2 separate regions of the Homo sapiens genome follow, and region 2 is linked to region 1. A link is an interaction called in ENCODE POLR2A ChIA-PET data of the cell type or tissue named here. Cell type or tissue: K562. All regions are shown on one strand. Links, peaks and the distances in the headings refer to the core of each region. The heading gives the core; the rest is flanking DNA. Region 1 overlaps UBE2H (ubiquitin conjugating enzyme E2 H). Region 2 overlaps UBE2H (ubiquitin conjugating enzyme E2 H).

The links. ChIA-PET counts read pairs that join two places held together with the same protein. Peaks named below come from ENCODE experiments on the same cell type or tissue, not always from the same donor. Only the 100,000 strongest peaks of a DNase experiment are listed, where the experiment ranks them.
Region 2: POLR2A ChIA-PET joins it to region 1 with 5 read pairs; 5 of 35 experiments call an interaction of 5 or more read pairs at or near these places.

Annotation. Positions count from the first base shown.
Region 1 is chr7:129,826,308-129,842,792 of GRCh38, reverse strand. It overlaps UBE2H (ubiquitin conjugating enzyme E2 H), which reads left to right. Exons shown (of 7, transcript NM_003344.4): 6 at 3,458-3,586; 7 at 7,732-12,061. The coding sequence ends at 7,856. Among named protein-coding and RNA genes, the nearest start is that of MIR183, 60 kb to the right of the region's middle. RefSeq lists enhancers at 1-133, 3,296-4,495, 6,203-6,738, 7,473-8,132, 16,367-16,416. In K562, for the core only: no CTCF peak of the experiment used is centred there; a DNase peak (open chromatin) is centred at 6,912.
Region 2 is chr7:129,910,794-129,927,278 of GRCh38, reverse strand. All of the region lies in intron 1 of UBE2H (ubiquitin conjugating enzyme E2 H), which reads left to right. Among named protein-coding and RNA genes, the nearest start is that of UBE2H, 34 kb to the left of the region's middle. In K562, for the core only: no CTCF peak of the experiment used is centred there; no DNase peak of the experiment used is centred there.

The DNA of each region.
Region 1 (16,485 bases), core at 2,010-10,009:
TAGCTGGGATTACAGGCACCTGCCACCACACCCAGCTAATTTTTGTATTTTTAGTAGAAACGGGATTTCACCGTGTTGGCCAAGCTGGTCTCAAACTCCTGACCTCAGGTGATCTGCCCATCTCAGCCTCCCAAAGTGTTGGGATTACAGTTGTAAGCCACTGCGTCTGGCCTGTAAAACTGAATTTGCTTACCTTTTGGCATTTTCTACCACTGCCTTAATAACTCACCCACCCAAGGATAAAGATAAGAAAATAAAAACATTTTCAGACTTTTCATGTTTTATTGGATATTTCAAACATATGCCAAAATAGAAAGGACATATTTACAGGAAAATGTTATTTTTATTTTATTTATTTATTTGAGACAGGGTTCCACTCACTTGCCCAGGCTGGAGTACTGTGGTGCAATCTTGGCTCACTGCAACCTCCACCTCCCCAGGTTCAAGCAATTCTGCCTCAGCCTCCCAAGTAGCTGGGACTACAGGCACGCGCCATCACACCCAGCTAATTTTTTGTATTTTTTAGTAGGGACAGGGTTTTGCCATGTTGGCCAGGCTGGTCTCGAACTCCTGGCCTTATGTGATCCACCCACCTTGGCCTACCAAAGTGCTGGGATTACAGGTGTGAGCCAAAAATGTTGATTTTTAAAGGCAAAAGAAATGTCATTTGAAATGTGAAAAGTAGAAGTTACACATCTATTGCCTTGAGGTAGCTTTTTAAAATGTTTGTCTTATGCATACACACTGTACATAGTTGTAATTCTAGAAAACATACCATTTTATGGCCTTTCTCTACCCAGCATTCAAGTATAAGCATTTTTTTCATTGAAAACAAATAGTTTTCAATGGTTTTGTACCATAATAATTGTTTCCCTTTTTAAAAAAATTGTAGATAAAACATTGGTGAAAATCTTACTGCAGATAGTTTGGGGGTTATATAGGAAGGTGATTTTTGTTTTGCTTTTTTGATTAGGAGTGTCAGGATTTCTTTCGTGGTACATGAGAACCTTACTATAAAGTGGCTCTTTAGGACCGTTCTGAAGTCAGCCTTATGAAGGTGAAATAGACTCTGATGAAATCACCCCAAGTCTGTGGCTTTTGTTGTAAGGCAGAGCTGCTCTGTGTCAATACCTGGTGTGTGAGAACAGGACGTGGTAGCTGTCATGGGACCCTCTAGCCCATCATTCTCTAGACCTGCACTGTCCAATACAGGATCTACTAGCCATGTGTGGTTATTTAAATTTAATTAGAATTAAATAAACTGAAAATTAATTTCCTTATTCACACTGGCCATATTTTGAGTGCTCAGTAGCCACTTATGGCTAGTGGCTATTGGTTTAGGTGAGCACATATAAAACATTTTTATCACTGCAGAAAGTTCGGTTGAGTAACACAGCTCTAGATTAGTCTCTAACTGCTCAGCTTCTTAACCTTACAGTGATAAGAGCCACCTCTTATAGGTAAGATTTTCTAGAGCAAAGTTGGGCAGACCTTGGGTACTTGTTTTTGTATATGTAGTTTTATAGGAATACAGCCACATCGATTTGTTGACCTATACTTTGGCTGCTTTTGTGTTACAGTGGCAGAGCTGAGTTTTGAGTAGTTATGACAGAGACCATATGTGGCCTGCAAAGCCTAAAAGTATTTGACCCTTTACAAAAAGGTTTGCCTACCGCTTTTATCTAGATCAGGGTTTCTTAACCTCAGCACTGCTGACATTTTGGTCTAGATAATCCTTTGTTGTGGGGCTGTCCTGTGCATTGTGGTGTTTAGCAGCTTCCCTGGCCTTCACCCACCGGATGCCAGTAGCACCGCTTAGATATGACAACCAAAAATGTCTCTAGACATTGCCAAATTCCATGGGGAGCAAAATCACCCTTGGCTGAGAACCACAAATCTCAAGCAATGTGGCTTGGCAAAGCATTCATCTGTAATACTGCAAAGGAGCGCCCATTGTTAAAAGCAAAATTGGTTGAAAGAGCTGACTAAATTAATGAGTAGTTTTTTATGCTACTTAGTATACTTCAGCATTGTCTCCAGAAACAGGAATGTTTTATATAAAACATGACAAAGCAGCTGGAGTGGGGCAGAGACATGGAAGCATTCTCATGTCCTTCCATTTCTCAGGGGTGCTGCAGTTCACTGAGGAGCAGAGTGTGGAAGTTACAGCATATCTGAGCTATGGGGTGTGTGGGTTGTGTTATACCCAGGTTCTCAGGGCCTGCTTTTCTAAAACGCTGGGTAACTGCAGGTGTTTGTTGTTTGCTAACTGTGTGTAGATATCATCTGTGTATGCCTGGCAAGAAAGGAGTTAATAAATGTCACGTCTATAATCCCAGCACTTGGGGAGGCCAAGATGGAAGGATCTCTTGAGTCCAGGAGTTCAAGACCAGCCTGGGCAGCATAAGGAGACCCTGTCTCTATTTAAAAAAAAAAAAATTAGCTGGGTATGGTGGCACATGCCTATAGTCCAATTTACTTGGAAGACTGAGGCTGGGAGGTTGGCTTGAGCCCAAGAGTTTGAAGTTGCAGTGAGGTATGATCACACCTATGCACTCCAACTTGGGCAACAGAGTGAGATCCTCTCTCAAAAAAAAAACTTTTTTAAATAAATAAATGCAGTAGATTGGTGCTTATCTGTCTTATGAATATTTGTAGTCTTATGTGGTCCATATAGATTCCTATCCTCATTACCCAGAATAATTGAAAAATTGGTTATATTTACCTCCATTAGAAGTTGCAAGAATTGAATTAAATGTCAAGTCCTATAAAATTGTGTTCAAGGCTGAGCGCAGTGGTTCACACCTGTAATCCCAGCACTTTGGAAGGCCAAGGCTGGCAGGTCACTTGAGGTTAGGAGTTTGAGACCATCCTGACCAACATGGTGAAACCCCGTCTCTACTAAAAATACAAAAATTAGCCAGGCATGGTGGCAGGTGCCTGTAGTGCCAGCTACTTGGGAGGCTGAGGCAGGAGAATCGCTTGAACATGGAGGCAGAGGTTTCAGTGAGTCAGGATTGCACCACTGCACTCCAGCCTGGGCAATAGAGCAAGACTCTGTCTCAAAAAAAAAAACAAACAAAAAAACCCCACAAAAACTGTCTTCAATTCTTTTAAGACCCAGCATCTGAATACCTTTCAGAGTGGGGGGTTTTGTAAGCTGTAGAAAATGGCTGTGTGAAATAGCCATATAAATAGAGTGAAATAGAATTGGGAAAATTGTCCTTCAAAGTGAATGTCAGGTATATCTTTATCTCGTTCTTCAAATTAAAATTAAAATGTTTAAATTGGTATTGAAATGAATGTGTAATACAAGTCACATGTAATAGAGCACACTCGTATGGAGAATCATCCCCGTGTGAATATCTAAGAAGGTAAGCAGCTTGACTACTGAATGCAAGTGAATTTTAGGTGAACTTGCATTTCCCATGTGTGACATGTTTGTTTGGTTTTTCAGATCTTACCAATATATTTGAGTCCTTCCTGCCTCAGTTATTGGCCTATCCTAACCCCATAGATCCTCTCAATGGTGACGCTGCAGCCATGTACCTCCACCGACCAGAAGAATACAAGCAGAAAATTAAAGGTAAGAGGATGGGTAGTTTAACCTGGAGACAAAAGAACTTAAATCTGTTGGGCTTCAGTCATTAAAAGTCCTTCTTAAATTACTTAGTTCCTAATACTTTTTCTTAGGCCTAAAAAGAGACAGCTGTGGGCTGAAGTAGTGCTCACCAACCTCGGGTGGCAGTAGCACCAGTTTGCTCATCCTTTGCGATTTAGAATCCTATTTTCCCATCCTTAAAACAGTTTACGTGCTGATGGGATATGAGTTTCATTTAAATGAAGATAAGTTTGCGACTGGCCGTGGTGGCTCACGCCTGTAATCCCAGCACTTTGGTAGCCCGAGGCAGGCGGATCACAAGGTCAGGAGATCGAGACCAGCCTGGCCAACATGGTGAAACCCCATCTCTACTAAAAATACAAAAATTAGCCTGGTGTGGTGGCACGCGCCTGTAGTCCCAGCTACTCGGGAGGCTGAGGCAAGAGAATCGCCTGAACCAGGAAGCAGAGGTTGCAGTGAGCCTAGACTGTGCCATTGTACTCCAGCCTGGGTGACAGAGCAAGATTCTGTCTTTAAAAAAGAAAAAAAATCTAAAGCTCCACCTGGGTTCATTGGATTTTCCATTTTACCTCTGTGTATGTTTCAGAACTTTCATAGTGAAAAGTCTAGATACATGAAGCTCCACCAAGAAGCAAAGGAATTCAAAGTTTGTGAAATATACCTGCTGCTTTTAACCAATGGCAGGCATTAGTATCTAGCCAGTTTTTCACATGATGGGCCTATCTGCATAGCAGTCCAGAATGTTTGCTTCCTCAAAATGTGTGGCCTCTCTGAGGTACATTTGCAAGAGGTGGCAGTAGAAGTAATTTACCAGAGCTTGAATGTGCAGGTCTTCACTCTGAAATGTGCAGGTATGAGGCAAACAGGGACTATTCATGAAACAATAGCTTTTCTTCTATTTGTTTTCTAATTCTTCTTCCAAGGTCTCTATAGGGTATTGTTTGGAGCTGTTGTTGAGATAAAGCAGAAATAAATTTACTATAATTAATTAGATCTCAAGTGCTTTGCAAATTAATATCTAATTTATGTAGCAAAATATATAGCTAAGCAAACATGTATTTGAAGAAAAAGGCAGTCAGTTTCAGCCAGATAAAGTGCTGTTATGAGACTATATTAAAATTTTGACATAGGAATCACTTAGCAATGTCTGCAAACCACAGATATCTTGGAGCAGAGTATATTTCTCTAGTTCACATATGCATTCTGTCTCAACAATTTAGCAGTAGCCCTGTTTCAGTACATGTCTGCTATAGTCCCATTTACAAAAAGAACCGAGCCTACATTTATCTTAGAATGGCTCACTCCAGCGTACGGACCCCTAGCCTTCGGAAATGTTCATGTTGGCTATCATTTTGTCTTCCTTAGTAATCTCAGAAAATCATGGCCATCAGACCTGAGCTCACCCCCACTTCCTACTGTGCCTTGATATCTTCTCCCTTCCCTCCTGCATCTTTTCTTTGTTCCTAACTATAGGAAATAAATAAGAGACACCCTTCCTCATTTCTCAAACTCACTCCCACCACCAATCTGTGATCTTGTTCCCCCAACCCCCCGCCCCCTCCCAATGCAGTCTTCCTCCTCCACCCCATCAGAGGTCTCCCTGTTTCAGGAGCAGTGATCTGCTCCTGTGGGCTCTCTTAGGAGTCATGCTGTTTATTCCTTTTCATTTTCAAACTTCTTGCGTCCTCACCTTAAACTCCTCTAGTTTTTTTCCCCTCCTCTGCTTAATCTGTGCCCTCATTTCTTCCCAATCCTTTGGACTCTTCTCAAGTCCCATTTTGCTGGACCTTTCTGCAAGTGTTACATTTTACCCTCATCTTTCTGGAAACTTCTCATTCCATTTCCTAAATGTGGTCATTCACTTAGGACTCGGTCCCTGGGCTCCCTCTCTTCCTTTGTCATCCCTGAGGAGCTGTTTCACCTCTCACAGCTTCAGTCAGTCCCCTCCAGGGAGATGATTTCTGAATGTGTGTCTAGGCCTGGCCTCTCTCCCAAGCTGCTGCTGGACATTTCCATTTGTGTGGCAGTCACCACCAACCCAACACAGCTAACACAGTCAGTGTTCATATTTAGTTGGCGCTGTATTATAGTACATGTTTGAAAAAGTGTTTAAATATTGGATAGCCCGTAGCACTGGGCACCATTGGAGCTGTCTAAAGCTGTCACTTCCCTGCTCAAAACCCTTTGCTGGGTGACATCTTTGCCTGCCATTCAGGGCTCTCTGATACTGAGTGGAATCTACATCTTTGCCCTTACTCCTTTTTTTTTTTTTTTTTTTTTTTTTTTTTTTTGAGACGGAGTCTTGCCCTGTCGCCTAGGCTGGAGTGCAGTGGTGCGATCTCGGCCCACTGCAGCCTCTGCCTCCCGGGTTCAAGTGATTCTCCTTCCTCAGCCTCCCGAGTAGCTGGGATTACAGGCATGTGCCACCACATCCAGCTAGTTTTTTGTATTTTTGTAGAGATGGGGTTTCACCATGTTGGCCAGGCTGGTCTCGAAGTCCTAACCTCAGGTGATATACCCGCCTTGGCCTCCCAAAGTGCTGGGTTTACAGGCATGAGCCGCTGCACCTGGCCATAGTTCTCTCTTAAGGTTGTGTTTAAACATCCCAGCCACTTACTTTCAACAAAACAAAGCCTTTCCCTGGAGTGGCCTCTCCTATGCCATAGCTGGCAGGACTTGGGGGTCAGTGTGGCTGGGACTGCCTCGGCCGTTTTTCGTCCGTAACTGCTTCCCTCTGGTGACACTCAGCAGCTCCTTTTATCTTCCTCTGTTTCCTCCTCCTCATTGGTGACCTTGCTCTTCCTTTCTCTCTCTCAAAGGCCTTGTCCTAGTAAGTACTTAATATACATTTGTTTCCTTGAATACATTAAAGAGGGCTGATAGTATCAAATTCTAGTGTCAAAAAAAGGTCAATATTTATCTTCTACAAAGGAAGACGCAAAATAGTCAACCCATTAGAGGTTAAAAATAAAATTGTTAAAGTTTGAATAAATATTTCTCAATTAAGGTAAATTCCTACCTAATCATGGGCTACTTTAATCTCATCAAAATCATTAGCATAAAATTTTGTTATAATGAATTTGAAGGGCTCTAAGTCTCAAGTCTGCAAACCTTTTCTGTAAAGGACCACATTGGCCAGATGTGGCCTTTATCACACATTCTGTTTATTATTTTTTAAGACAGTTTTTAAAATATAAAAACATTCTTAGCTAGGCCCTGTGCTAGTTATTCAAATCTGGTAGGCCCATTTGGCCATTCAGCTTATCTTCCTATTGCAGTGAGTCCCCGCAACTCTATAGGAGGAAAAACAAAGCCACAAGGGTGTGTTTTTGTGTGGCTTGCATTTTGAATAGGTTTCTGTCATGTCTTTTCCTATTGTGTGGAGGCTGTTCACTTGAAAACAGTATGCACTTAGAGTTTTTAGGAACAAGTTTGTTTATTCAGCAGTTCTTAAAAGCCGTTTCAGCAGTCTTATTCAGCCTAGGGTTCCACCAAGGCTGTAGCAGCGGAAATCTACCTTCAGGTAAATTATACATGGAAAAACCACTCAGAGCCGAGTGGTGTCTCCGTATAGCAGCTTAGTCCTGAGCAGATTGAGCGATGGTTTTTGCCAGCTGCTTCAAAAACCTGACAGGCAGGATCTGTTTAGACTAAAATCGATTCCTAAAATAATAGACCTGGACTGACCGTAATTATGTAACTGCAGATCTAAAAATGATGAAGGATTTCCTTATAAATTACTATGGAATCATGACTGGTCCTATACTATCTGGGAGATGAAAGTAAAAAGAAAGCGTGGGGCTCCCATTTCCCTGGTCCCTGAAGAGTTCTTGGGGTGCTGCAGCACACACATTCCCCTGCAAGCTGAGCCTGCTGTGTTGCTCTTCCCAATACCCCTTTCCTCAGGGGGCAAAATGCAGAAACCCTGTCCCAAAGAAGTCTCCCTATGGGATTCTCCTTAGCTGTAGTGATCATGATTACTGTCATCTTTGTCCCCCCTGGTGTTCAAGGTAAGTTTGAACCTCCGCAGCCTTGCCAGCTTTTTGGGGTCGCCAAAGCACATGCCTGCCCACTCACTGCCCTTGTTGTCTTTCTCCCACCCCGTGCAGAGTACATCCAGAAATACGCCACGGAGGAGGCGCTGAAAGAACAGGAAGAGGGTACCGGGGACAGCTCATCGGAGAGCTCTATGTCTGACTTTTCCGAAGATGAGGCCCAGGATATGGAGTTGTAGTAGAAAAAGCACCTGCTTTTCAGAAAGACTATTATTTCCTAACCATGAGAAGCAGACTATAATATTCATATTTAAACAAAGCAATTTTTTTTATTACTAAACAAGGTTTTTATGAATAATAGCATTGATATATATATATTATATATCACCCTTTAGATCTTGATTTCTTGGTCATTTCTCAACCTGAGGTGCATAGCATATTCCCACATTCCATTTGGTAGCAATATGCGGTCTGAATGCATGCATTCATGAGTCCATGTGGCCAAGTCAGCCTGTGTGCTACTGAACTGTCGAAGGAAATAGCCGCTCTGATAGGTAGATGTGAGTAAAAAGAACAGGAAAAAATTGCTTCTTTTATTGGTTTCCAAAGAAACAAACCAAACCAACCAGCTCTTGGATGTGAAGATAAAATAGTGCTTTTTTGAAATGGAGAGGAAAAACTTGGGGAGGAAGAGGCCTGCTGTGGGGGCATCGGAGCCAGCCATGTAAGAATCAGAGCTGCTCCTTCCTGTGAATCCTAGGTGGCCCTATGTCTTCTGTGGAGTTACAGTATAAAGCAGGGAGCTAATTAAGAGTATTAAAACTTAAAACCATTTTTTGACTCTGATTTTAAGTACATTTTTATATGTCAGTTGCTGCCCTTCACACTACCAGGCCCTGCAGCCACAGTGTTCTGTTGGAGAAACTTGGGGAAGTGTTTTCTGAACCAGTTCTTTTTCTTGGGGTAGAGCGTGAAATCCAGACCTGTTTTTGAAAGGACAGCACAGGAGGAGAAAAGTGACTGGGACGATGCTTCCTCTCATCCAAAACACATGCAGAGTCACATCCTCATCCTAGTGTTTGGCAGTTTGAGACCGCTACCCTGAACTTAAGAGCTTTAAATATGAGGGTTGTGTTTCTGGGGGGGTTATTTTTTTGGTGTGTGTGTGTGTGTATTGTGCTTAGAAAGGTTGCAGATTTCATCTTCACCTACCAAGAGGCGGCCGCCTCCTTGGACAAGCCGCTCATGGACCATTAGACTTGAGAAGACGACCCACGTGGTGACTGCAAAGCCCTGGGTACTTGCCTTCATGTTCTGGTTTGGTTTTCCCTTTTTCTGCTGCTCTTGGCAGCAGCCTGGTCATCATCTGCTTGTGGGAGTGGGAAATGGGTATTTTAGACCCAACACAGGTTCTAAATTTAAAACAAATAATAATTGGAACAAATAAAGGTTCTTGTACCCAGAGTGATTCTACATGGGAAAAACAAACCAGCTTTTTTCAGAGAGTGACCGAATAGGAAGAAGGGATTCAGAAATATGATGTAGTAGAACATGCCCTGCAGGAAGAAAATGTTTTCTCTCCTGCGTATGTTAAGAGGAAATCAGTTTAAAATGCCTGCTAATCAAATGTCGACTCAGCTAACCATATGTCCAGGTTGCTGCAGAGTTTCTTTCAAATCTGAGTGTTGCCTGCTGAACTCGGAGGGGAGTTTGGAGAAATTTTAGACAGCAGCTCTGTGTTCTTTTTTTGCCGCAGCCAATAAGATAATAGCAGAATTAGCCAATCCTAAAACCTTCTAAAGACGATTTTTGAGCATCCCACTGGGATTATTTAATTTTTCTTTTTGACGTGTGTTTTTAGTTTAGAAGTGCTGTATTCCACAAGGTTTAAGTCAGTGAGGTTGGAAGATACCCTATCTTTTTTATTCAAAAAGCACAATCAATCTTTTGTTTGAAAATCTATATAAAGTACAACTTGCTTTTAGCATGATTATTTTCCTAAATAAAAAGACAAAGAATTTACTTACTTTATGTTAATTACGGGCATGAAGCAAAAGGTTTTCTTTAAAAAAAAAAAAAAGTGCAGTGATGTAGGGCTGTGGTTAGTTAACCGTACTGAGTTATCCATCTAGCATCTGTGGCTTGCTGGAAGGGTAGTATTAACTATTTAACATGTAATGGTGTACTTCACTCTTACCTAGCACGCTGTCTTCTCATTGCTTTGGGGGAGGGAGGGTCTCTCTGCTGGCACTGTCTAACTTGCTTACCTGCTGACTTTGCAGTTTGCTTGTGCTATGACATTTATTGTAGGTGCTATTTAGGGTAGGCTTAAAGTGCTGGGTGGTGATTTGAGTTCAAACAATAAAAAATTGTATTTTTTCAATATTGTATAAACAATAGTGTTCTAATTACCTTAAAAAAAAATAATGACCAGTTAAGAATTGCTTTTGATCTTGTCAAAAAACTGAATAGACCCCAGTTTCGGGAAGGTGTGTGAGCAGTGCCATGACTCTGCCCCTTACCTAATCCCACATCTCTCTAATGATAAGACATTGGCTCGCCTCTGACCAGAGCCCCAGCACCAGAGAGCGGAAGATGCAGAATTGTCAAATGACCTGCTGGGGGAGGTTGTAGGAGTTTAGCAGATTTGAGTGTGGCTGCAGAGAGAGAGAGTGTGTGTATGTGTGCACATGTGTGAGAGTGTGAGCGAGAGTGTGTGTGTGTCCATCTAAGTGTGTGTGATGAAGGTGGGATAAGGCTCCTCTGTTAGTGCTGGAAGCTCCTGTAATTGCCGCATGGATCCCACTGTGCCCTCTTGTTCTGTGCAAGTCTGTCCTGTCTGGGCACTAACCTTGGTCCCATGCATGTTTATGTTCTGGGTGGGGCTTTGCCTCTCCACTGGGAAACTGACTTTTGCTGGGTTGAACAGAGTCCCTTATGCTTTTTGTCCTCTCCCTGCGCCTGGGAGAGGTGGGAGTAGGAGCCCAAACACACAGGTACAGAAAGATCTGGAAGAAGGCCTGGCAGTGAATCCAAGGACTCTGGGCCCCCAACAATAGATGGTAGCGTAAGTCTGGAGCAGCGGTGTTTCACCACCAAATGCCTTTCCAGGCTGCCCTTCCAACACTCAGGAGAGCATCCAGATCCCTGGGCAGAGGCTCTACATTCTTGGCTTTAGAGGTGGTGGCAGCGGCAGCAGGTCAGAGCCACTTCTGGCGGTTTCCCTCCCCTTTTTAGTGCCCATAGTTTTTGGATCCTCCCTTGAGTTTTACCAGCACAAGCCATTCTTTGCCCCTGTTCACATAACTGAGCTCAAGCTCTTGCCAAACACCAACAAGCAAGATGGTTGCAACCTGGCAACATTGAATCCACCACCCTTGGGCTCCCTCTGGAAGCCCCAGCACCGGGGGGCTTTTGGGCACAGGGTCAGTGGTAGCCATCTTAGACACTGACATTTGGCTTTGTCGTCAATTTCATCACCCTCCTTGAGGTTACTGTGCAGTTTCAACCAGCATTTTATCCTAGTGAGGTCATTATCAGGAGTTGCCATATCATCTCTCCAGTACCTAACATTTCTCATCCACTTCAAAAGCTGTTCTGACTGCCAGCTGGCTGATCTAAGCTCCTGAGGAATGTCTCCTCTCAAAGGAATTTTTCCCTCCAAAGGCCCCCTGAAGTCCTAGTTGGCATTGGCCTGGCACATGCTTTATGTTAGGCCTCCCGTTGGGATGGCTGAGAATCATGAAAGACAGATCCTCCGCTAGCCTCTGTGGGTCAAGTTTCTGGACACCAAGTCTCTGGGAACTAGTGTTTGATTTTAAATGGCATGTGGCCCTTCCTTGTTTCAGTGACTTAGAAAAGTAAAAGCCATTTAAAAAAGTTAGCAAGATTTTTTATCGACTTCCCAACTGGGCTTCCAGCCTTGTTGAATGAAATCATCTATCTCTGATTGGGCGCAACGAACTGCATTTCTTTGGACTTCTGAATCCATGTTTGTGCTTTCTCTGGCCCGTGAACACCTCGGCGATTCTGTTAGGGATGGGATGAGTGGGAGGAAGCCCTTTGAGAAGGGGGAGCCGGCCCTGTCATGCGCAGGTTTTCCACTCATCTGAGGAAGAGCCAGGGCTCTGAATTTAGCCTAACACTCATCTTGGCTGTGGGCTTGGGAAGAAATGGCCATTATTTACAGATTGTATTTGGTACATATTGTGTGATACTTGAAAAGATAAAAGGGACTGCCAGCCCCTAACTGAAATCTGAAGCTTTTTATCGCTTATTTTTCCTCGCCCTGTCTCCTCCCTTCCACCTTTCTCCTTGCATTGTGATGATCTAGTAGGCACGTCTGTCAACAGGACACATGCCTCCTCTGACTATAACCTCTTAATAGTTGTGTATAATGAAAACTGTAAACTTTTTTAAATAAACGTGTATATACCTTGGCAAATGGCTGGACCTTGATCAATAAGATAATAGCCCTCATGATTACTCTCAGCTGGTTTTCTAAAATACCCTCTCTGTTCTGGCTCCTTTGAGCAGCAGACGCTGGCTTCTTTTGGCTGAGCAGCTCTTAGAATGCAGATGACTAAATTAGTTTGGGAAGGGAGTGGCACCCTTAGGCAGTAATAACCAAGAGGCTCTGCCCAGAGGCCTGTCCTTGAACCTGGAACTCAGATGCACAACTGCTGGCTATGAACGGGGCTGTGAGGCTCCTCCACTAGAGCCGTGGAAAGCCCGAAGGTCCCTATCTACCCCCATGCCTAAACCTTCTAAGCCCTGTCAACTCACGCTGAGTGAGGATACTCCGTGGCCTGGAGTTCAAGGACAGTGCAGCTTCCTGCTGGGACTGATCTGCCTAAACAGGTGGTCCTCTGCCAAGTGCTAAGCCTCCTGGGAGATGAGGAACGGTGGGTTTTGCATGGTAAAATGCTAATCGCTGGATTAGACCGTTTCGATTCCTTTCTAAAGCGTTTGCCTTTAGTTACCACCAGATGGCGATGCCGCTCAGTCTAATGGAGACGGTTTTGTTAGCAGGACCTTAAGACAAAGGAAATAGTGTTGCTTTGTTCGCGTGTTCTCATTCCAGCTCTTTTCCACTGTTTTCTCCTTATTCCCCTAAACTCCTTTTTCTCCTTCCCTACATGCTGATGCATTCGCGCCGGTTGACCCGGCTTCATACCTACCTGCCAGATTGAATGAGGTCGGGCTACTGAGGAATGGTGTGCCAGTGCCTGCTCCCTCCTCACTGGCAGGGAACCCCCCAGCTACCCTGGATGCCTCCAGAGCCCAGAAGCAAAACATTCAATACATTCTTTGTGGGTGGCGTTCATGGACCCTTTAGCCAAAGGACTGAACCACAGAGCCATGAGTTCGAGTCCCAGCCCTTCCTTTAGCTGTGCAACTTCAGGCTCCTCACTGGGCTTTCATGGACCTTGGGTACTGAGCTGTAAACTGACATCCCTAGACTAGTAGGTTCTGACTCTGCCACCTTGTGACTCAACTCCACCCAGGCTGCGAAACAGTGCCCCGTCATAGGATAGAGTAACTGAGAGAGGATGCTGTATATTAACCACGAAACACCAGCGTTTCAACACAGGTTTAGAGTTTTTAGACTCAGAGCATTGGGGGTGTAGAGCACTTTCCAGCCTGAAGGGGACTTAAGAGGTACATGGGTCACGTGAGCAGTCATTCCATTGATCTCAATAAGGCAGCTGCTTTTAAACCCCTCCCAGGAGAAGTCTCAGTGCAGTCGCCGGCACTTGGGTCCCCCGACCTCCCCCCTCCACCAACCCCAGTAATCTCACCCAGCACCACTCAACCTCTCAGCCTCAGTCTAGCTGTTTCCCAAGTGGCAGGTGGCTTGTCACTACCTGCCTGAGTCATTGTTCCTTTCCTGGGAAGGGGACCGGGGTTTCTGAGGCACGTTGTCCTGGAAAAGAAAGCTAGTGGGCTCTGAGCCCCACAGCTTTCTTGCTGGCTCTGAAGACTGCTCTGTCCTCCTGGGAATGAGTGGCTGTGACACTGGATCTGGGGGTGTCCCGCTTCCCACCCAGAACCAAGACAAAGGATTTTTCTGACTCCCACAATCCCTGGAGCTGCAGAGGCCTTGCAGCCCCCTGGCAGGCTGAGCAGCCCTATTTGTAAGTAGCATCTCAGGGGCTCATCCCCCCTGAGTCCCGGACAGTGCAACTTGGGCCCAAGCCTGCTCTCTCGGGCCTCAGGGTGTACTGTGTGTGCACCCCCCAACGTCTTGGGACTGAATAGTTATCCTGACCAGGGATTTAATGTTAGAAGATAAAAGATAGGAGCATTTCCCTCTGGCTGTGTGTATGTGTGTGTGTGCATGTGTGTCTGCACGCGCGCGTGTGTGTACCTATGTAGTGAAGGGTGTTTATTTTCAAAAAAAGGGCACTTCTGTGGACCTGGGCTCCTCAGAGCTCTTTGGGGCTCAAGACTTGGCTCCCAGGACCTGGTGTCGAGGGGTCAGAGGTGGCAACAACGGACTTGGACTCCCTAAGAGAAAACTACACCCTTCTGGCTGCCGGTACTTGGCAATGAACCTAGAAGGGGGTGCCGGATGCCAGGTGCGGCTGGCATTCAGGCCTCCCTCAGCTTCCTCTCCTGGGGTCCTGGCCACCAAGGCCAGCCAGCACGCGGCAAGAGGCTCCTTGAAGAAGCTGCGGCCTCCTTGTGGGCAGCCTTGCCTCTGCTTTCCTCAATTCTGTAAGCAGCGCATCAGGGCCTGCTACGCACCACTCATGTGTTCACGCGCATAGGACAAGGCTTTTAAAGATGCACTTCTTTTTTTCTTTTTCTTTTTCTTTTTTGAAACGGGATCCCACTCTGTTGCCCAGGCTGCAGTGCAGTGGCATAATCATGGCTCACTGCGGTCTCAACTGATCCTCCCACCTCAGCCTCTTGAGTAGCTGGGACTACAGTCACAAGCCACCACGTCCGGCTAATGTTTGTATTTTTTATACAGATGGGTTTTGCCATGTTGCCCATGGCTGGTCTTGAACTTCTAGGCTCAAGCGATCTGCCCACCTTGGCCTCCCAAAGTACTGGGATTAAATTTTAAAACGAGTGTAAATTGTTCTGCAAAACAACTTTGTTTTGTAGGACTACGTGTCACTTTAAATGTTGAAAATGTAGCGTCCAAATTGAGATGTGCTTTGTGAAATGCCCCCTGGATTTCAGAGTTAGCACAAAAATAAGAATGCTCTCATGAGCCACCGCACCCAGCTAAACGATGCATTTCTGCCAACTTGAAAATTATGTGCTGGTAACAAATCAGGATTCCAGAAACATGCCCTCCTCCAGAGAGGACCACCATGGGCAGGGCTGAAGAGGGCTTCCCCTCGCGAGTCTCGCTCACTGCAGTGAGCCCTTCGGTGAGTAGAACAGGACATTAACTGCTTGTGCTGTGCCAAGTGGCTTAGTCACACAGTGGCATAACCATGCTAGAACCTGGGTCTTCAGGCCATCCATACGTGTTCTTTCCAAGAATCATGCTGTGCCAAGCTCAGTGCCTGCCCCCAATGCCCGCTGGGGCTGTGGGTACCTATGTCTGTGTGAACCTCATGCTGCCTGGGCCCTATGAGATGCTCCCTGGCTGACCTCCTGCCCAGGGCTCACTCTATGGGCGTGGTCTCTGAGGATCAGGACCTTTCCCCATACACATCCCCATTTCCACTGACAATGGTTTCCCCAACCTCCGGTACCTGCAGTACGGTCAGAAAATAAAACTAGATTTAACTCAAACCCACTTCCTAGTGCAGAAATATAGAAATAGAATGTGATCTACATTTATCATTAAAAACATTCTAGTAGCCACGTTTTTTAAAAAAGGTTAAATGTTTCATTTAACTCAATATATCAAAAATACTTCAGTGTGAGGCCGGGCGCCGTGGCTCACTCCTGAATCCCAGCACTTTGGGAGGCTGAGGCGGGTGGATCACCTGAGGTCAGGAGATAGAGATCATCCTGGCCAACATGGTGAAACCCCGACTCTACTAAAAATACAAAAATTAGCCGGGCATGGTGGCAGGCACCTGTAATTTCAGCTACTTAGGGGGCTGAGGCAGGAGAACCAGTTGAACCTGGGAGGCAGAAATTGCAGTGAGCCGAGATGACGCCACTGCACTCCAGCCTGGGCAATAGAGTGAGACTCTGTTTCAAAAAACAAACAAAAATTTCAGCATGTAATTCACAGTAAAGGAATGAGATAGTTTCGATTCGTTATTTTTGTGCTAACTCTGAAATCCAGGGGGTATTTCACAAAGCACATCTCAATTTGGACGCTACACTTTCAATATTTAAAGTGCCGCATAGTCCTACAAAACAAAGTTGTTTTGCAGAACAATTTACACTTGTTTTAAAATTAAAAATTAATTAAAATTATATACCACGAAAAATGTGATAATCAATAGCCACAGCTGGCTACCTATTCAGAAGCACGGGCCCTAGCAGCCTCTCCGTGCTGCAGGGATCTTTAGAGAAGCAGGCCTGGCGCGGTGGCTCACGCCTATAATCCCAGCACTTCGGGAGGCCGAGACAGGTGGATCACTTGAGGTCAGGAGTTCGAGACCAGCCTGGCCAACATGGTGAAACCTCGTCTCTACTAAAAATACAAAAATTATGCGGGCATGGTTGCACACATCTGTAATCCCAGCTAGGCTGAGTCAGGAGAATCGCCTGAACCTGGGGAGGTAGAGGTTGCAGTGAGCCGAGATTGCGCCACAGCACTCCAGGCTGGGCGACAAAGCGAGACTCCGTCTCAAAAACAAAAAACAAAAACCACGAAGCTGGCAAGTGACAAGAGCAAAGGAGCAACTTTGCTTGGGAATCTAGGGCAGAACCCAGAACCTCCCA
Region 2 (16,485 bases), core at 5,285-13,284, 81 kb before region 1:
TGAGCCACCGCACCTGGCGAAGTTGCCCACATTTTTAAATTTCTAATAGGTTTCTTAAAAAAGTTACTGAATTCTATTATTAACATTTTAGTGTCTCTGTTTTATTCTGTATAAAAATAATAGGACCATTACATGGAGTTATGAAGATAGTGTATGAATAAAAAGCCTAGGCATCCTTAGAAGTACGTTTTAAAAAGGAGAATAGGGCCTTGGAAAAGCACAGAGTTGAGTCTATCAGAGAAGGCTTCCTGGTGGAAGCAGAATGTCATAGAGACAGGAGATAGATGAGCAAGAGGGCACTCATGAGGTATGAGGCGGTTGGTAGGTTATCTTGATTAAAGAATCAGGTTGTAAATAAGTTACTGTTAAGTACATATGTACTAGTATGTACTAGAGCGTGGCGTTTGTGACCAAGATTATGTGGGCTGCTGTATGGAGAAGGGGCTGAGCTTTTTATGATCTGACACTCTGCAACCAGTAGGGCCATACCTGATACTTTTCTGGAGGTGTGATCACTTATCAGTCAGCCAGAGGAGGACTCTTGGTAAAGAATTTACTCACAGGTTGAAATCCAATCATGGTTGGCAGGGTTTTAATGAATTAGAAGACAGTGAATGGATTTGTGGCACATTATATGAGAATGATTGAGATAATTTTTTGAAATGCCTCTGCTTTTTCAGGTGGCTCATGACTGTAATTTCAGCGACTCAGGAGGCTGAGGTGGGAGAATCACTCGAGGCCAGGAGTTTCTTTTTTCTTTTTTTTTTTTTGAGACGGAGTTTAGCTCTTGTTGCCCAGGCGGAGTGCAATGGTGTGATCTCAGCTCACTGCAGCCTCTGCCTCCTGGGTTCAAGCGATTCTCCTGCCTCAGCCTCCTGAGTAGCTGGGATTACAGGCATGTGCCACCACACTGGGCTAATTTTGTATTTTTAGTAGAGAAGGGGTTTCTCCATGTTGGTCAGGCTGGTCTCGAACTCCTGACCTCAGGTGATCCACCCACCTCAGCCTCCCAAAGTGCTGGGATTACAGGCATGAGCCACTGTGCCGGGCCGAGGCCAGGAGTTTCAGACCAGCCTGGGCAACAGAGCAAGACCCTTTATCTTGAAAAGAAAAAATCATAGACTTTTTCAGATGTGTGACATTTGAAGAAGTAAAATACAGTGGAATAACTATAGGCTTCAGTCACAGATTGGATTTGTTATCTCTTTGCCTTGGTTTCCTCAACCGAAAAAGGAAGGAAATACTTATAATTTGTTTTGAGGTTATTTTATATGAAATGTATGTGAATGTATTTAGCATGTAATTGCTTACTGGACAGATCAGTTAGGAATTGTAGTTGGCTGGTAGTAACAGTTCTGGAATAATGTAGTTGTGATGGTAAGTTAGGGAGGCAGATAAGGGCGGGCTTCATGTCATCAGGGAATCCAGATTGCCGCAGTGTGTATTCCCAGCCCTCTTCAGTGCATTACTTAATCTTAAAGGCATCGCTTCTGCCATCACGTCACTGTTTCATGCAGTGGGAGGAAGAAAGGGGTGAATAGGCAGAAGGCTAAGAGCTAGCTGAGACTATTCCCCTCCTCCAATGACCAAAGGAACTTTTCTGAGTGTCCCTCCCTACACATTGCCCTGATCATCCTGAGCTAGAAGTGTCTCGTTGCAAGAAAGGCTGGGAAACAAGGCTCTTTGACTGCCCTGAATACAATCGGGGTTTTGATAGTAAGAAGGAGAGAATGGATACTGGGTTGGATCACGTACAGTGTCTTTCACAGTGAATGTTGTTTCGCTTTTTTCTTTCATTTACATATTTGGGAGCATTATTGTATAGGCCTAGCTCCCATGAACTGTCCCACATTGTGGATTTTATTTTTTTCTTGTTTTTTTTCCACCTGGAGAACACCGTGAATTTTTGTTTATGAATATCTTTTTTTTTTCGAGACTGAGTCTTGCTCTGTTGCCCAGTCTGGAGTGCAGTGGCGTAATCTTGGCTCACTGCAACCTCTGCCTCCTGGATTCAAGCAATTCTCTTCGTCAGCCTCCCGAGTAGCTGGGATTACAGGAGCTCGCCACTACGCCCAGCTAATTTTTGTATTTTTAGTAGAGACGGGGTTTCTCCATCTTGGCCAGGCTGGTCTTGAACTCCTGACCTCGTGATCCACCCACCTTGGCCTCCCAAAGTGCTGGGATTATAGGCGTGAACCACCGTGCCTGGCCATTTGTGAATATCTTATGTCTTTCGGGTTCTGCTTTGCTGGGGGACTGGGCTTATGTGATAAAATTACTTACCTTGAGCATTAAAGGAAAACAAAAAGTTAAACTTTTTTTTTTTTATTCATAGTTTAGCTTGTACCCTCAACCTTTAACTCAGAGGACCTGATTTGGGAGTTCAGCGGTGGTTGAAGGTTGGTAGAGGAGAGGCAGAGTGTTGGGAGGAAAGGAGACTGCCTGGAGGACCGTCCAGGGCTTTCGTCCTTGGCTCTGTGCGGCTCAGAGACCTTGGGGCTTTCACTTCCTTCTTGGGTTATCTGTGTCCTTATCTATCAAATAAGGAGTTGGTTTAGATGATTTTAAGTCTCTCCAACTTGAATATTCTGATTTTATATGTAGACATTATACATGCAACTCTTATTTTCTGTGTGTGTGTGTGTGTGTGTGTGTGTGTGTGAATGTAAAAGGCCTTCACAACCATATGTATACCTGGTATTGCCTTCTAGGGAATACAGAATTGAAGATAGAGTTATGACATAAAATCTCATTTTGAATCTTATTCTCTTTGCAGAGAAATATGCACAGTAAAACTAGATAAATTCTGCAATTTATTACCTTCTTGGTATGAATTTTTACTAGGGCTTTTTTAGAAGTTCAAAGTAGAAAACCTTTTAACACCTTCATTTGGAATTTTAAAATGTGGCAGTGAAATATTTCACATTCAGAAACCTGTGTTAATGTTAACTAGGAAAAGTCTCAGTCTTACGCCATTAGTAATGATGTGTTGTTATCCTTTCATTTCTAGAAATGGATCCCTGGAATTAGATGGAGTATTGTGAAAGTATAATTTTAAACAAATGTTTTTGTAGAGACAGGGTCTCACTATATTGCCCAGGCTGATCTCTAACTCCCAGGCTCAAGTGATCCTATTACTTTGGCCTCCTGAAGTGCTAGGATTGCAAGTGTGAACCACCATGCCCATCCTGAAGGTATAATTATTAAAATGCTATCCAGTGTTCATAATCTGCTTATCTAATAATTCAAATGCTTTGTTTGCCCTGCTGAGGTCAGACTTTGGCCTACTCTGTGAATGAATCAGTTTTTGCTGTTGTTACGGATGGTAGAGTTGAGTCAAGATGTTAATGGCCCTTGTCCAATATGGGGAGCTAGTTAAGAATGTCTTCTGATTCTATCCTGTGGAGTGAGAGTATCTATTTGTTCACTTGATGGAAACTTACAGTTCCCTCGTGTCTTGTTTCAGTTTTGTTTTTCATGTGGAATACATCTAGAGAGACAGTATGGCTTAGTGGATGGGACAGGCCCTTGTGAGAATTATTTCAAATAATTTTGTAATTTCAACCCAGTAAATTTCTCCATCACTGTTCCTGATCCCTGGCATTATGAACAATAGGTTTCAGAAAGCTTCCATGTTTTAGAACCTCTCCTACCTGAGATTACAGGTGTGAGCCACCACATCTGGCCAAGGTGTTATAGATTCTTTAACCTAAATTTGGCTTATTACTTGGAAATGTTATTGAGGAAATTGGTTATCAGTTTTATGATTTTCTAAATTACTATATAACTTCTAGTCACATAAAAAGTGTCTAAGCTTGTCCATAGCAAGAGAGGGCTGCTTCAAATTATGATTAATGATATTGCAGAACAAACTCTGGGTTGGTAGTAATATTTATTGGTTAAAATATAGTAGTAGGCCTTTAACATGGATATGACTGTAGATCTTTATTTTAGCTGCCACATAGTTGTGAATAAAACCAAACTTACGAAAAGCAGGTAAAACTTTATTTTATTTTGGAAGTTAGTTGATAAGGGTAATTCAGATTGAATTGCATAATAATGGCAATATTAAGTTTCTTGTTTAACAGTTATGGACTGGAAATTTTTCTTTCAGCACTTGGGAGGCCGAGGCGGGTGGATCACGAGGTCAGGAGATTGAGAACATCCTGGCTAACACGGTGGAACCCTGTCTCTACTAAAAATACAAAAAATTAGCTGGGCTTGGTGGCGGGTGCCTGTAATCCCAGCTACTCTGAGGCTGAGGCAGGAGAATAGCATGAACCTGGGAGGCGGAGCTTGCAGTGAGCCGAGATCATGCCACTGCACTCCAACCTGGGCGACAGAGCGAGACTCCTTCTCAAAAAAAAGAAAAAAAAGAAAAATCTCAGATACAAGCCAGGCACTGTGTGTGCACTTGTAGTCCCAGCTACTTGGGAGGCTGAGGCTGGAGGATCGTTTAAGCCCAGGAGTTCAAGTCAGTCTGGGCAATATAGCAAGATCCCCATCTCTAAAACAAAATAACTCAGATACATATAATTAGAATAGTATAAATAAATATCTGTATACCACCCTACTATGTAGACTCAATATTTTGCTATATTTGCTATCTCATATTTTTGGCTGAGCCATTTATAATTTGCAAATACTGTGAGACTTCAGTGTAAATACTTTAACATGCATCTTCAAAGAATAAGGACTGTTTTTCTGGGCACAGTGGCTCATGCCTGTAACCTCAGGATTTTGAGAAGCCGAGGCGGGTGGATCACTTGAGGTCAGGAGTTCGAGACCAGCATGGCCAAAATGTTGAAATCCCATCTCTACAAAAATTAGCCAGGCGTGATGGCGTCTGCCTGTAATCCCAGCTACTCAGAAGGTTGAGGCAGGAGAATCACTTGAGCCCAAGAGGCAGAGGTTACAGTGAGCCGAGATCATGCCATTGCATTCCAGCCTGGGTGCCAGAGCAAGACTCCATCTCAAAATAAAAATTAAAAGGCCAGGCACGGTGGCTCATGCCTGTAATCCTAGCACTCTGGGAGGCTGAGGTGGGTGGATCACCTGAGGTCAGGAGTTCAAGACCAGCCTGGCCAACATGGCAGAAACCCATCTCTACTAAAAATACAAAAATTAGCCAGGCGTGGTGGCTGGTGCACACCTGTAGTCTCAGCTACTCAGGAGGCTGAGGCAGGAGAATTGCTCCAACCCAGGAGGCAGAGGTTGCAGTGAGCCGAGATCGTGCCACTGCACTCCAGCCTGGGTGACAAAGTGAGACTGTCTAAAAAAAAAAAATTAAAAAAGAATAAGGACTTTTCTTACATAAACACAGTACCATTATCACACCAGAGGATATTAATAGTAACTTCAATTATATCATGTAATATCCATAGAGGAAATATTGAAATGGTGAGATGTTTTGTCTAGCCACTTTCAAAGAAAGAAAGCCTGTATTTTTACATTTTAAACAACAGTAATTAGACAAAGTTAGCGCCAAAAAGATTGGTTTGAAACCCATGCAATGTTAGTGGGAAAAATGTTCTCATTCATTCTAATAATTTATGAAGTCAGCTTTTTTTTTTTTTTTTTTTTTGTGACAGAGTCTCTTGTTGCCCAGGCTAGATGCAGTGGCGTGATCTCAGCTCACTACAACCTCTGCCTCCCAGGTTCAAGTGATTCTCCTGCCTCAGCCTCCCAAGTAGCTGGGACCACAGACGTGTGCCACCATGCCTGGCTAATTTTTTGTATTTTTAGTAGAGACAGGGTTTCACTGTGTTGGCCAGCCTGGTCTTGAACGCCTGACCTCAAGTCATCCGCCCGCCTCGGCCTCCCAAAGTGCTGGGATTACAGGCGTGAGCCACCATGCCCGGCAAAATCAGCTTTTAAATTAGGGTTTAAATTTGCTTTTGTAGCTGCATATTTTAAAAAGTTTGCTTGAGCCCAGCAGGTTGATCCTGCAGTGAGCTATGATTGCACCAATGCACTCCAGCCTAGGTGACAGAGTGAGACCCTGTCTCTAAATAGATGAGTCCATTTTTCTGCCCTTAGAAAATATAGAATGATGAGTACAATTGGACCCTCAAGAGTAAAGATCAGAGACAGTGACACAGTCTAGCAGAAAATAATGGTACCTGCTGCAAAGGGTCATTGTTACCAAGTAAGTGAAATTGTGTAGTAGTGGTTAGCACAGTATCTAACACATAAGCACACCAATGTTAGCTTTAAAAAAAAAAATCACGTGTAATATATATTGATTTGGAACTATAAACACCAGGACTTTTTTTTTTTAGAGGCAGAGAGTCTTGATAGGTTGTCCAGGTTGTTCTCAAACTCCTGGCCTCAAGTGATCCTCCCACTTTGACCACCTAAACAGTGAGCCACTGTGCCCGGCCAACACCAGGACATTTTAAAGATTGCTTTTTTTTTTTTTTTTTTTTTTGACTTTTTCTAGTCATTTGTTTATTACATTGTTTTCAATGACAAAATATTTTAAGCACCACAACAAATATGTGGAATAAAATAATGAACAGCATCCATTTCCCAGTTGTCAGATTTTAACATTGTCTTCAGAACTTTTTTTTGAGGTAATAACACCTGAAGTTACACTAAAGCCTCCTGTGATGTCTTTCCTGATTCCGCTTCCCTCCCTGTCTTCTTGAATTGTCATCATACCATTCATGTTTATTTTCTCATATATGTATGTATGTAGTATTTTGTATGTTTATATAAATATACATTTTGATTCAATATTACTTTTAAGATTTATTGATATTATTAGAAGTATTCTAGTAGCTTTACTTCATTTGTTTCCAGTTCATTTATATTGAGTTATATGTGTACCATATTTTTTCCATTTTGTTAATGCACATTTAGGTTATTTCCAGTTTTTCACCGTTATATACAGTGTCATAATTAACATTTATGAGTGTCTTTTTGAGCACATATGTGTTTTTCTGGGATAGTGTTTTTCAAGCCTTTTTTGTTCACTAGACACAGTAAGAAATGTATTTTACATTGATACCCAAAATATGTGTGTGTTTATTTGCATAATGTTCATATATATATGCATAAATATTTACATGTAATAGAAATTATAGTTTTATAAAATATTTACCCTGAAAAAATATTTACGCATACAATGTGAGAGATGCATACTTGAGATATGAATAAATATCCCTTCATTTAAAAATAAGCTGATCAGGACAATATTTGACAAATAATAGTCTAATGTATGTAACCTGAAGCAGAATTGCTGCTTTGACAGTGCTCATTTTCAGCTTGGCGAGAGATGAAAAATATCACTCTTCAAAGTAATTTTACCAAACTCACATTCCCATCAGCAACATATGAGAGTTCCTGTTTATTCATATCCACACCATCATTTATCCAGCTTTCTAACATTTTGCCTATCTGATGGATGTGAAATGGTATCCCAGTGTTTTCTCAGTTTATTTTCTAGTCAAATATTTTTGGTGCCTTCTTTCTGTCAGACCCTGTGCAAAGCAGTAAAGATGGTAACAAGAGAGGTGAGACATGGCTTTCCTATTCTAGGGAGCTTGCATTCTAGGAGAGAGATGAACTTTGTCTCCCAGTGAGTGGCAAAGGGACACACAACGGGGTGCAATGTGCAGCCTGCCTAGGGAAATGGGGCTGTTCCAAGAGATGAAGTTTGACCTTGGTCTTGAAAGATGAGTGGGCATTTTCAGAGAGCTGTGGAGTTGAGGGGCATTCCGGGTGGAGGGGAGGCAAAGGCATAGAGCTGTAAAACCACATTATTCAAGAAACTTAATGAGTGTTCATGACTGTAGAGTCCCAGGATTGGTGAGGCCAAGGAATAAGCAGAGGAGAGCCTGCAGATATGGAGGCAGGTGGAGTTGTATGCTGCCGGCACCAGACTCATTGAAGGTTTTAAGTAGGGTGTTAACAGGAGTTTTATTTTGTTTTTACAAGTCTAGGAATGGATTCTGGTATTAAACGTGATGGTCAATCAAGTTTTTGTCTTAATTTCAGTTTCAAACGCATTAGCTTAGCTGTTTACTATAGTCTTTTTGAAACAGGTAGATAATAGAAATTATTATATTTCCTTTGAACTAGAGTTGGTCATTTTCTATTCTTTCCTAGCATATGACACATTTCCTTTCATCCATGTGCCTTGTTTTTTGGTGCTTTTTTTTTTTTTTTTTTTTTACTTTGTTTTTGTTTTTGAGACAAGGTCTTGCTCAGTTACCCAGGCTTGAGTGCAGTGACACAATCATAGCTCACTGCAGCCTCGACCTCTCGGGCTCAAGTGATCCTTCTACCTCAGCCACCTCAGTAGCTGGTACTATAGGCGTATACTACCACACCTGGCTAAATTTTGTATTTTTTTGTAGAGATGGGGTTTCACCATGTTGCCCAGGCTGATTTCAAACTCCCGGGCTCAAGTGATCTACCTGCCTCAACCTCCCAAAGTGCTGGGATCACAGGCAAGAACCACAGTGCACAGCCTTCTTTCTTTTCTTTCTTACATGTTAAACATATACATAGAGAAAGGGTCTACATTGTATAGGCTGGTTGTGAGCTCCTGGCCTCAAGCATCCAGCCCATGCTCCTTAGTTTTCAGTGGGACAACAAATGGTCTTCACAGGTGTTTTTTATTGTCAAATATGAATAGGTATAGCTTTGTACAGGTTGGTAATTTTAAGAATTTGGATTTTGGGGCCGGGCACTTGAGCCTGACCAACATGGCAAAACCCTGTCTCTATTTTAATAAAAATACAAAAATTAGCTGGGTGTGGTGGCACATGCCTGTAATCCCAGCTACTCAGGAGGTTGAGCATGAGAATCATTTGAACCCAGGAGGCAGAGGTTGCAGTGAGTCTTGATTGTGTTGCTGCACTCCATCCTGGGTGACAGAGCAAGACTGTCTCAAAAAAAAAAAAAAAAGAATTTGGATTTTTTGGACAATGTCTTTCATGAGGATACTTTCAGTCTTTATCTCTTACTCTTGCTACATTGTATGTAGCAAGTATGGATATAGTTAAAAGAACTTCCTTTAGAAAGCTGGAGTGCCTCCTGTTAATCAACTGTATGTGCGTGCATGTATATATAAAGGTGATGATATGAGAGATTGCTTTGGACTTCTTGCAGCTTTTGGCATTCCTGGGCTGCCAGTCCCTTTTTAATAGGAGCATTTGTCTTGCTTTAAGACATGAAAGTTTGAGGCCTGCCAGTGTCTAATAAAAGCAGTTTTTGGAGAGCAAATTACAGAGAGTCGTGTTTTGAAATTCTCAGTGCCTTAAAAGAATAGATGTGAACCATAGCATGGAATAGTAAGCACTTATTCGCGTGTGCATACTTGATACTAGCTTTTGGTGAGAAGTCTCACACTTGTGCTAGTGTTAAGGAGCGTATTCAAAGGTATGTTGGTATGTTCATTGAGATGCAGGGGCAACACTGAGCATTGTGTAGATCCTATTTTTAATTTAGGAGAATCCTATGCAGGTAGGTTAACTTTTTTAAACCTTACAGTTCAAAGTTGTTGTTTTTTTACCCCTCCTTTTCACCTCCCAGTTCAAAGTTTTAATTGTGTTTCCTAGCTCCTTGATATTTAACAATTACATACTTCCCTGCTCTCTCTAAAATAAAGGCTTTTTATTAGTTCAGGATTTAGTCCAGGGAGACCTTTTACTGCGTGAACCATGCTTGAGATGAAAAGAACTAGACAGAAGCATGTATTGCCCAGTGTCCCTGCCTGTGCCCTTTCTTCTCAGAAAACCCTGGCTAGTTGATTGTCTCAGCCTCATGGTCTTTTGTTACCACCAACCTCCCTGCACCCCAGACTCCAGCAGGCACACACACATCTGCACACACACAGTTTAGCTGATGGAGAAGGAGTAGGGATGTGAGGGTGTGTCCTCAGGGTAGGGGCTGGGACTATTTCATTTTCTTTCTGTCTTCAGCAAATGTAATGCATGTTAACACCTTGGCAGTAAAAGTGGGCTGGATCAGTTGGATACAAGGTGACTGTTCTAAAATAAAATGAAAAACAGCATAATCTCGAATTTGTAGGCAACATGTGAGACCCAGCAAATGGAACTTTTTGTTTGTTTGTTTGAGACGGAGTCTCGCTTTGTTGCCAGGCCGGAGTGCAGTGGCACGATCTCGGCTCACTGCAACTTCCACCTCCCAGGTTCAAGCAATTCTCCTGCCAGTAGCTGGGACTACAGGCACCTGCCACCATGCCCAGCTGTGTTTTTTTTTTTTTTTTTGGAGACGGAATCTTGCTGTGTCGCCCAGGCTGAAGTGCAGTGGTGTGATCTCGGCTCACTGCAAGCTCCGCCTCCCAGGTTCACGCCATTCTCCTGCCTCAGCCTCCAGAGTAGCTGGGACTACAGGCGCCCGCCACCACTCCTGGCTAATTTTTTGTATTTTTGGTAGAGATGGGGTTTCACCGTGTTAGCCAGGATGGTCTTGATCTCTTAACCTCTTGATCCCCCTTCTTGGCCTCCCAAAGTGCTGGAATTACAGGTGTGAGCCACCGCTCCCAGCCGCAAATGGAACTTTTGCAGGTGGTTTGGCCATTAGCCGTGTACATGCTTAGAGTGTGTTTAGGCTAGTGGACAGGATGTTCTCTGTGTGTACTGTGTAACCTTGAGGCTTTGCGTCTATTTCTATTTCCCTAGAAATGAAATCTAAAACAGGCTGCTTTCCTTCCCCCTAGCTTTCCAAACAAAAGTAAGGCTTGTAGATGTGAACTAGACTGTTGCAAAGTTCTGGAGAGGATGGCTGTGGTTTGGGATTTGATTTTTGGTAGGCTTTTTTTTTTTTTTTTAATTGTTAGAACTTGAGTGTGATAAATGGCTTCTTTTTTTTTTTTTAAGTGGGAAGAAAATACAAGATCATTAACCACTTGTGCATATTCTATTTCAAATGGCTTAGAAATTTAAAGCAAACTTGTTAAAGTTTGTAGAAGCTGAGTTGTTGATTTCTGTGGTGGATAAAAGCCAGTGCTGTATCTGGAAACTGTTTTCCTGTTTTTCTTAGATACCCCTTGAATCGGATCTGTTTAATGGAAGAGGATTTTTCTGTTAAGCTGGTTATAATGCCGGTTAAACTTTGTGTTTAGGATGTTAAAGTCCTGGAATGAATATAATTACCTGCCTATATAAAAAAAGCTGAAGTCATTTGACGAAAAGTTAACAAGTGCAGGCATGTGAGCTATTTGAAAATTTAAAATGCATCTGAGAGAGCTTTCTAAGATTCAGAGGGTTTTATGGATTTTTTCTGGCTTTTTAATAATTGAACTTTATATGAAATGTACATTTTAGCTAGATGGACTTACGAGGCAGATAGAGGTCAAGGAATTTTTAAATTATAGATTGTCTTTGCATTGCCTTTGGTCTGTTTCTGTATTCTGAACTGATGATTGAAAGAACGATCTGTGGTACTCAACATTTTTATGGATTTTGAGATACAAAGGGAGCTCAAAAGCAACTGCATGCTGGGGATGGTAGGAGTTCTCTTGAAAGACAGGCAGAGTTAGGAGGGTCTGGGCCACTTAGCCCGTTTGCTTTTGCTTTGGCCACAGGTACGGGCAGGCTGTTTTACAAGGAGTTAAAGTTCTGCTTCTAAACAGATGCCTTTCTGTTTCAGTGTTTCTTCCTAGTGCTCTGAAAACCATATGTGGGGAAAATAGTTCGTTCTGTTTAGAGGTTAAGGGTGTTGCCTGCCTGAAAGTACCAGTAGTAGTATTTAGTATTTATTTATTTTTTTGAGACAGAGTCTCGCTCTGTCACCCAGGCTGGAGTGCAGTGGCGCAATCTCGGCTCACTGCAAACTCCGCCTCCCAGGTTCATGCCATTCTCCTGCCTCAGCCTCCCAAGTAGCTGGGACTACAGGTGCCCGCCACCACACCCGGCTAATTTTTTGTATTTTTAGTGGACGGGGTTCCACTGTGTTAGCCAGGATGGTCTCGATCTCCTGACCTCGTGATCTGCCCGTCTCAACCTCTCAAAGTGCTGGGATTACAGGTGTGAGACACCGCGCCCGGCTGTATTTAGTATTTAAATAAAGTGTGAAGAAGCAGGTGAAGAAACCTTCCTACCATTTAACAAGAGGGAGCCAAGCCCGTGGTTTTTGTTGCAGGAAATGTGCTTCTGCCACTCCTTTAAAGCTGTGAAAGTTAATTTCACAGCCTCGGGGAAAGACATTGTTTCCCCTAAAGATCAGGTCTTGAAGTTGGAAGTTGTCATTTGGTCTATAACTTACACTAATGAAAAGCCTCTTAGAGTGCTTACTGTGTGCCAGACACATTAATCATAGTAGTAACAGCTGACATTTGAGCGCATCCTGGGCCGGACATTGTGTTTTTTAGCACTTTAAATATCTTCCTCAGTCCTCAGAATAACTCAAGAGGTAGGTACTGTTTTCTTTTTTTCTGTTTTAAAGATGAAACCTTAGGCCCCTATCTCATGCCAAGTAAGTTGCAGAGCTGAGAGATAAGCTCAGTCTGTATAACTCGGGAGCTTTGACTCTGAACAACTAAATTCTCTATTATGGTACTGATAATTCCCTGGACTGTCTGGCAGAGAGTGTGGTTCTTTATTTCATCAAGGGAGTGGGCTCAGAGAAGATAAGTAATTTACTGTCATAAGCCTTGTGTTGAAACCAGAACTCAAACCTGGGTCGGTTTGAAGTGAAAGCTTATGTTCTTGCCACTGAGTGTATCATATGACCTCTTAGAGTACATTACTGTAATATCTGATTTACAAAGGTCTTTTTATTTCTTGTGTCGGCTTCCCTCTGTTTCTGGAGGGGAGTTGTTTAAAAGGTTGATTTTTGGTCGGGCATGGTGGCTCACGCCTGTAATCCCAGCACTTCGGGAGGCCAAGGTGTGTGGGTCACTTGAGGTCAGGAGTTTGAGACCACCCTGGCCAACATGGCAAAACCCCATCTCTACTAAAATACAAAAGTTAGCCAGGCATGGTGGGGCGCTCCTGTAGTCCCAGCTACTGAGGAGGCTGAGGCAGGAGAATCGCTTGAACCTGGGAGGCGGAGGTTGCAGTGAGCCAAAATTGCACCTCTGCACTCCAGCCTGGGCAACAGAGCAAGACTCTGTCTCAAAAAAAAAAAAAATTGATTTTTGAGGTGGCTGTTGGGAACTTGATACGTTGTCTGCTGGCAGCTATGTTGCACCTGGTTGTGGTTCTGAGGCTGTCTGGCCAGAGCCCATTGGTACAGTCAATACATGTTACCTTCTTAAGCTGCTGACACCAATCTGGCTTCCAAGATATGCATTGAGTTCCAAGTGGGGAAGACAAGCAGATATGTGTTTCCTAGTGTCCAGATTCCATTTGTTCTTTTATAAGTGTTATCTCCTTCCATGTCGGTAACAAAAGTATGGGGTCGTAGTTAAGTACAGAGCCTCTGAGGTCAGACTTGGTTCTGTCACCCGCTCCCTACTAGATGACTTGAGGCAAGGCTCTTAACCATTTTCTCCCCTTGAGAGACAGGGTCTGGCTCTTGCTCAGGCTGGAGTACAGTGGCGTAATCATAGCTCACTGCAGCCTCCAATTCCTGGGCTCAAGCAATCCTTGTGCCTCAGCCTCTGGAGTAACTGGGACTACAGATGCATGCCACTGCACCCAGTTAAAGGCTCTTTACCCTTCTGAGGCTCAGTTTCCTCATCTGTAAAATGGATGGATGTCCTCATGAGTTATTGAGGGGCTCGAATGAAACATACAGGCCTTAGATGCTTGGAATGGCATCTAGACATGGCGGGTGTTCAGAAAATGATGGCAGTGGTGGTGGAGATAGCAATAACTTCTCTGCTGTGTGGCTCTTCTCTTCTATTACAAAAGATCAGGACCTTTTGTAACAGGTCAAGGTGAATGCTTTCTGGAGTAGACTGTTGTGTTAATGCTCTGAATTGGATATAAAGTAAAATTTGGGATTCCCTTTATTTTGTAGGCACATGTAAGTCAATAAATTGCCTTGTAATTTAAATCCTATATAGTCAAATTCTGTGCTGTACTCTTTTTTTTTTTTTTTTTTTGAGACGGAGTTTCGCTCTTGCTGCCCAGGCTGGAGTGCAGTGGCATGATCTCGGCTCACTGCAGCCTCTGCCTCCGGGGTTCAAGCCATTCTCCTGCCTCAGCCTCCCGAGTAGCTGGGATTACAGGCACCCGCCACCGTGCCCAGCTAATTTTTTGTATTTTTAGTAGAGACGAGGTTTCACTATGTTGGCCAGGCTGGTCTCGAACTCCTGACCTCAGGCGACCCACCCGCCTTGGCCTCCGAAAGTGCTGGGATTACAGGCGTGACCACCGCACCTGGCCCAATGTTGTACATTTTTATATTCTTTGAAACCTTGACTTTTATTGGAAATGTACTTGGTTGTGTTGAACAAAATATTTGAGGAAAATTTTTAGTGATTAATTATTAAAAATGAGCCTTTTAAGTTCTTGTTGAACTTGAACATAGTGTACATTTCATTTCTCAAATGGAAAAACTGAGGTAGGAAATAGGGATAGGCTTTGCCTAAAGGCCGTTGAGTAAAGTATGAGTGAGCGGGCTTTATAAGGGCCAAAAACAGGTTGTGCATCCCTTATCTGAAAATCCAAAATCTAAAATGCTCCAAAATTCAAAACTTTTTGAGCACCTACGTAACACAAGTGGAAAATTCCACACATAAATACTTAACACAAACTTTGTTTCATGTACAGAATTATTTAAAATATTGTTTAAAATTACCTTCAGACTATGTGTATAAGATGTATATGAAACATAAATGAGCCCAGTGTGGTGGCTCATGATGTAATCCCAGCACTTTGGGAGGCTGAGGTGGGAGGATCGCCAAGCCCAGGAGTTTGAGACCAGCCTGGACAGCATTATGAGACCCCATCTCTTTAAAAAGAAAGAAATGTAAATGAATTTCATGTTTAGACTTGAGTCTCATCGCCAAGATATGTCATTATGTATATGCAAATAAATCCAAAACATTTCTGGTCCCATGCATTTCAGATAAAGAATACTCAGCCTGTAGTAAATATTTTAGGCTTTGTGGGCTGTATGGTCTTTTTTGCAACTATTCAACTCTGCTGTTGCAGCACAGAAGCAGCCATCAATAATACGTAAATGGATGGGCATGGCGTGTTCCAGTAAAACTTTATTTACAAAAACAGGGGGTGGGCCCTAGTTCGTGGACCCCTAAACTGAAGGAACATTTTAAATTCTATCTCATAATAAAGGCCTACCTTGGTCCTGCATCTCTCTGTGTACATGTATTAAAGGTTGTTTTTCCCTTAGGCTTCATTCTCAGTCATCTTTTCACATAACACATCCTTTGCTATAAAATGATTCATAGACCCGGTATGGTGGCTCATGTCTGTAATCCCAGCACTTTGGGAAGCCGAGGCAGAAGGACTGCTTGAGGCCAGGAGTTTGAGATTAGCCTGGGCAACATATCAAGACATCGTCCCTACAAAGAAAAATTTAAGAATTAGCCAGGCATGGTGGCACACACCTGTAGTCCCATAGCTACTCGGGAGGCTGAGGCAGGAGGATCACTTGAACCCAGGAGTTCAAGGTTACAGTGAGCTATGATGATGCCACTGCCTTCCAGCCTGGGCAACAGAGTGAGACCCTGTCTCTAAAAAATAATTAAAAAAAACATATATGTGCATTTTTAGTTGAGTTGTTGTTTCCTAAACTCTAGGTTAGTGTAGGTGCCTGCCTTCCAAATATCTCTCCAAGACGATCCCAACAGGCCCCTAAAACCTTGCATGTCCAATACTGATGTCAGTACTATTTCTTCCAAACTCTTACTACAATCTGTTTTTTTGTTTACTTACCTATTGCCGAAGTGGGAAACCTGTGTGTCTTAACAACCTCCCTCATCCTGTTTGTTCTGTCCTCATTTTTTTTTTTTTTTAATTGAGACGGAGTCTCACTCTGTCACCCAGGCTGGAGTGGTGCAATGGTGTGATCTCAGCTCACTGGAACCTCCACCTCCCAGGTTCAAGCAATTCTCCTGCCTCAGCCTCCTGAGTAGCTGGGACTACAGGTGTGTGCCACCATGCCTGGCTAACTTTTTTTTTGTATTTTTAGTAGAGACAGGGTTCCACCGTGTTAGCCAGGATGGTCTCATTTTCCTGACCCTGTGATCTGCGCGCCTTGGCCTCCCAAAGTGCTGGGATTACAGGCATGAGTCACCATGCCTGACCTGTTCTGCCTCTTTATTCTCTCCCCCAACCCTGCCCTCCATTGCGACCACCACTGTTTGATTCAGGGCCTCGGGACCTTACCTGGACTGTTGGAGATAATCTCACAACTTCAGGGCTCCCTGCATCTAGTCTGTCTCCTTCCAGTCTGCCTTTCATCTTGGCTGCCAGAGTGATCCTGTTTTGTTTTTGTTTTTGTTTTTTGAGATGGAATCTTACTCTGTCACCCAGGCTGGAGTACGGTGGTGTGCTCTCTGCTCACTGCAACCTCCGCTTCCCGGGTTCAAGTGAT